Regions from separate parts of the Homo sapiens genome. Here region 2 is linked to region 1. A link is a contact called in ENCODE Hi-C or POLR2A ChIA-PET data. All regions are on one chromosome and are shown on one strand. Each heading gives the region's core, a stretch centred on a gene start or an enhancer-like site at or near the end of the contact. The rest is flanking DNA. Distances are from core to core; before and after follow the strand shown.

What was found. A loop is a pair of places that touch in the nucleus more often than their neighbours do. ChIA-PET counts read pairs that join two places held with the same protein, here RNA polymerase II (POLR2A). Pooled maps may share reads with other maps.
Region 2: a loop to region 1 is called in a map of OCI-LY7, with 7 times the contacts of the local background. The contact joins the promoter of H2BC11 here to the promoter of LINC00240 in region 1. A Hi-C loop is called at or near these places in 2 of 168 maps with a recorded cell type or tissue (OCI-LY7 and naive thymus-derived CD4-positive, alpha-beta T cell) and 10 of 50 pooled maps. POLR2A ChIA-PET finds 5 or more read pairs at or near these places in 8 of 52 experiments (AG04450, Caco-2, HCT116 and 5 more).

The regions. Positions count from the first base shown.
Region 1 is chr6:26,955,663-26,958,404 of GRCh38, reverse strand. It overlaps LINC00240 (long intergenic non-protein coding RNA 240), which reads right to left and starts at 1,412. Exons shown (of 3, transcript NR_026775.2): 1 at 1,222-1,412. It also overlaps the pseudogene GUSBP2. RefSeq lists an enhancer at 1,054-1,752 and a silencer at 1,390-1,859.
Region 2 is chr6:27,131,476-27,134,217 of GRCh38, reverse strand. It overlaps H2BC11 (H2B clustered histone 11), which reads left to right and starts at 1,423. Exons shown (of 1, transcript NM_021058.4): 1 at 1,423-1,902. The coding sequence starts at 1,468. The coding sequence ends at 1,848. H2AC11 (H2A clustered histone 11) reads right to left here and starts at 1,175. Exons shown (of 1, transcript NM_021064.5): 1 at 683-1,175. The coding sequence starts at 1,146. The coding sequence ends at 754. RefSeq lists enhancers at 493-1,008, 704-1,043, 1,009-1,522, 1,654-1,723, 1,734-1,803 and 1 more.

The DNA of each region.
Region 1 (2,742 bases), core at 163-2,662:
TTCTGTAAATGACATATGGTAGTTAATTCTTTTTGGTAATAAAATATTCCTGTTTTTATGCCGAACAGCCTTTTCATTTAAATTCAGGGCAACATATCAAAGCTTTGCCGTAATAATACAGAGTAATCAACTAAAGTAATATAGAAGTTAAATAACAAAGAGTTTAAACAATTTAATATGTCTTCTATTAATTTCAAACTGAAATTTTACAGAAATTTGGAATATGCTGCCAGAGTACACACACACATACACACACACACACACACACAATCACACGCTCACATCACACACTCACACCCAGCTAAAGGAAATTACCACAGCTATAATGATTTCATTAAATATCTGAAATTAAAGTTTCTTTTGGACTTTTCAGCTGAAGCTCATAGTAAATAAAAGTAATATGATCACTGTTGCATACTGTGAATCAACAGCACACAGAAACCTTAGACTTTCTATATTTACACAGCTTAATTATCCGAACTGAAACCTGAGGCCATCTGTGTCAACATGATTTCACAATTCATTCCAGAAAATTATTTTTCAGGAAAGTAAGGCTGCAAACCAATAAATAACTTATTGTTTGCTTCAGGAAATTTCTGCAAATCAATTTATGTCAGTAAGCAACTCTCCTCTGGGCCAACAGATTGCTCACCTGGGCAGGTAGCAGCTTGTGTCAATAACAGTTTACTTATGAAGACTTCTGTCATGGCCCTTAACTCACAGTGTCCCCCAATCCTAAACTCTATGTCCTGAACATTACCTCTTCTTATCAGTCATTGGTCTTGAAAGGCCCCGGGCAACCATGTGAGCCCAGACGTCAATACCCTATCGATACCACCTTATCATCTACTCTTCTAACATAACCCCTCAAGGTGGTGACCCCACTTACAGTCGTATTTTATTGAATTTAGCTTTCCCTAATCAACATGCTAGTCTATTGGATGCAGTGTCAGAGGCAACAATCACAGAGGTTCTGAAAGCATCAGCCCACGGTTTTCTAAACATCATGGTTCAAGACCCTTAACACGAAACAGAAAGTTTCCCCGAGGCGCCGTAAACAACCCGTTTGGGCGCTTCCCTGATAATTATAGTGAAATCTGGCATCTAATTTTTTTTGGTGGACTCTCAAATTTTATATTTACGTTTTGCTTCCTAGAAATAAAAAATGTTTTTATAAGGAATTCTTTGATCGTTTATGTTTTATTCTTGATAGAAACCTACTTTATAACTTCGAACATTATTGATGTTCTTCCTGTATTTCTGAGAGGTGACAGCTTGCTGGCATCCCCTCGCTGGCTCTCGGCGCCTCCTCGGCCTCAGCCCACTCTGGCCGCGCTTCAGGAGCCCTTCAGCCCGCAGCTGCACCGTGGGAGCCCCTCTCTGTGCTGGCTGAGGCCTGAGCGGGCTCCCTCTGCCGGCGGGGAGGTGTGGAGGGAGAGGCGCGGGCCGGAACCTGGGCTGCCTGCGGTGCTCGCAGGTCCAGCGCGACTTCCGGGTGGGCGCGGGCTCGGCGCGCCCCGCACTCTGAGCGGTCGGCTGGCGCCGCCGGCCCTGGGCAGTGAGAGAGGCTTAGCACCCGGGCCAGCAGCTGCGGAGGGTGCACTGGGTCCCCCAACAGTGATGGCCCGCCGGCGCCGCGCTCGAATTTTCGCTGGGCCTCAGCCACCTCCCCGCGGGGCAAGGGGGCAGGGCTCGGGACCTGCAGCCTGCCATGCTGGAGCCCTCACCCTGCTCCCCGCCCCCGTCCCCTGCCCCCCGCCCCCCAGCCGCGGGCTCCCGCGCGCCACCCCGAGGGGACGGGCGCCACCTCCTGCTACGCGGCACCCGGTCCCGTCAACCGCCCAACGGCTGAGGAGTGCGGGAGCGCGCCAGAGACTGGCGGGCAGCTCCGCCCGCGGCCGGGATGCACTAGGCAAAGCCAGCTGGGCTCCTGAGTCCGGTGGGTACTTGGAGAACTTATTACGTCTAGCTGGAGGATTGTAAATGCACCAATCAGCATGCTGTGTCTAGCTCAAGGTATGTGAACGCACCCATCAGTGCTCTGTGTCTAGCTAATCTAGTGGGGACTTTGGAGAACTTTTGTGTCTAGCTAAAGGATTGTAAACAGACCAATCAGCTCTCTGTAAAATGAACCCATCAGCTCTCTATGAAATGGACCAATCATCAGGATGTGGGTGGGGTGAGATAAGGGAATAAAAGCGGCTGCCAGAGCCAGCAACAGCAACGTGCTGGGGTCCCTTTCCACAGTGTGGAGGCTTTGTTCTTTTGCTCTTTGCAGTCTTGCTGCTGCTCACTGTTTGGCTCTGCGCAGAGCTGTAACACTCACCAAGAAGGTCTGCAGCTTCACCCAAAGATATTCCAAAGATACAGAAAACTATACAGAGACATTTTGTGTAGTTCTAATAGCATATAATCCACAGGTCCCTGATCTATAATAGGGGTTTTTTATAAAATTGGTTTTTTGTATGCTATGAGGAATTTTACTTGTTAAAAAGAAGAGGTGGAAAGGCAGAATATGAAAACTATGAGAATGACATAAGAGACTATGAATTAGGTGAGAAACCAGAGAGATTTAGAAACCTGTAGACATTGTGCATCCCCCAATGCCTTTCCCCTTAAAAAAATATTATATTCTAATCCAGTCCATCAAATAAAGTCTACATTCATTAGAAACATATTCTCTTGGTTTTTATAATTTCAATTTTTTTCAGACACAGATAGTGCATATGCAGATTTGTTACT
Region 2 (2,742 bases), core at 174-2,673, 180 kb before region 1:
AACTTGGGATATTAGGCCTTTCCAAATGAGCCATCTTTCTTGGGCTCCAGATAACGTCATCCCAGTATTTTACTCACTTCATTTTAAAGGAATACTTTGCAACATGCAGTAGGGTGGGTAAGAGAATGCTTCACAGCTATCCATCAGGAAAGATGTGAGTCTCTGACAGAGCCTTTGCAGGGAGGTGGACTATTGTGTCACAAAGTTCTTCAGCCTCGCTCTCGTGCAGCGGCGTCACCGCCGAGCTCTCGCAGGAGCGGCAGCTTGCTGATCAGCAGCTCGGAGTTCTGGTAGCGCCGAACGTCGCGCAGGGCCACTGTGCCGGGCACGTAGCGGCGGGACTTCTTCATGCCGCCCTGGCCCGCGTGGAACAGCTGTCTGCTAAATTCTAGCCCGGGCGATAACTCTTTTGGGCCAAAGTGCTTCAAGAACTCACGAAGCCACTGGTGCTCTGTGGACACACACTGATTAAGTTTAAAATTAAGTAATGGCCTAAGAGATTTGTTCACATCTTAACTTTTAAGCGTGGTAAAATCTGGACCACCTTCCCTCTAGTTTTTCTTTTAAATCTGCGGTGTTCGCTACACTGTTTTCAAAAAGATGGGTAATTTATGACTAGAGTCTTGTCCATGTCTCACTTTCTTTCACATGGAATAAATGTTAAGTTCTTTTAGAGAAGACGTGGGTGGCCCTGAAAAGAGCCGTTGGTTTGGACTCGATTTTACTTGAGCTGCCACAAACTAGTACAGATAGTTACTTGCCCTTCGCCTTGTGGTGGCTCTCAGTCTTTTTGGGCAGTAGCACGGCCTGAATGTTGGGCAGGACACCGCCCTGTGCGATGGTGACTTTGCCCAGCAGCTTGTTGAGCTCCTCGTCGTTGCGGATGGCCAGTTGGAGATGACGCGGGATGATGCGGGTCTTCTTGTTGTCGCGGGCCGCGTTGCCCGCCAGTTCCAGGATCTCGGCGGTCAGGTACTCCAGCACCGCTGCCAGATACACCGGCGCGCCGGCCCCGACCCGCTCGGCATAGTTGCCTTTGCGGAGCAGGCGGTGCACTCGGCCCACGGGGAACTGGAGACCGGCCCTAGAAGAGCGAGTCTTGGCCTTAGCGCGGGCTTTGCCTCCCTGCTTGCCACGTCCAGACATAGCGAGCGCAACTCACTACGAGCAACCACAAAGTGAACGGGAAAGGCGGCGCTTTTTATAAACACTATTGGGCGCGAAAAAGAAGACGTGTTGTTGGTTAGGGCTGCAGTTTAATTTCAACCAATAGTAGTGCGTCTTCTGGATTTGCGAATCCTGATTGGGCAGACCTGACCTCTGACGTTACCCTGAATAACTACCAATCAGACACAAGACTTCAACTCTTCACCTTATTTGCATAAGCGATTCTATATAAAAGCGCCTTGTCATACCCTGCTCACGCTGTTTTTCCTTTTCGTTGGCGCTTTATAGCTACACAGTGCTATGCCAGAGCCAGCGAAGTCTGCTCCCGCCCCGAAAAAGGGCTCCAAGAAGGCGGTGACTAAGGCGCAGAAGAAAGACGGCAAGAAGCGCAAGCGCAGCCGCAAGGAGAGCTATTCCATCTATGTGTACAAGGTTCTGAAGCAGGTCCACCCTGACACCGGCATTTCGTCCAAGGCCATGGGCATCATGAATTCGTTTGTGAACGACATTTTCGAGCGCATCGCAGGTGAGGCTTCCCGCCTGGCGCATTACAACAAGCGCTCGACCATCACCTCCAGGGAGATCCAGACGGCCGTGCGCCTGCTGCTGCCTGGGGAGTTGGCCAAGCACGCCGTGTCCGAGGGTACTAAGGCCGTCACCAAGTACACCAGCGCTAAGTAAACAGTGAGTTGGTTGCAAACTCTCAACCCTAACGGCTCTTTTAAGAGCCACCCATGTTCTCAAAGAAAGAGCTGGTGCTTGTATTCCTCCTCTGCTGGCCACTGACAAACCCTTGTAACTTGCTACTGTGTTTTTTGGTCTGAAGTAGAGCAGTTATTTAACTAATCCTTAGTGACTTTTTTTTTTTAGATCTGCCATTCTAATCTTAGAGTTAAGTAAGGAGATGGGAAATTTTCTATTATAAGTTCGAAACCAATTAAAATACGTTAGAAACCAATTAAAATACTCGTCGGTCCCCCGTCGGTTAGTGATTTGGAACAGTGCCAAGTTGCAGCGGTTGTCAGTTTGAATTTGCCCGGGCAACGCCCGCCCTTCCTCTGCATCCTGATTGGTTGTTGTATCCAGGAAGTCCACGGTCGGCTTGGGTGCGCCAAAGGAATCCAAACCCCGCCTTTATTTGGCCTTCCTTACAAACTCAGTAAACTGTCAGTTTCTCATTCTTTAGTATTTTATCGCTTTCGGGAAGGAGATTTATTTCTAATTAGTTTTCGTTGGATAGAGCGTTTTTTTTTTTAAAGGGACCCTTTATGGCAACATAATCAGTTTTTTTTTTTTTGAGAAGGAGACTTCCTCTGTCGCCCAGACTGGAGTGCGGTGGCGCGATCTCAGCTCACTGCAGCCTCCGCCTCCCGGGTTCCAGCGATTCTCCTGCTTCACCCTTCCGTGTAGCTGGGATTACAGGCATGCGCCACCATGCCCGGATAATTTTTGTATTTTTAGTAGAGATGGGGTTTCACCATGTTGGCTAGGCTGGTCTCGAACTGACTTCAGGTGATCCACTAGCCTCAGCCTTAAAGTGCTAGGATTACAGGCATGAGCCATCAAGCCCGGCTA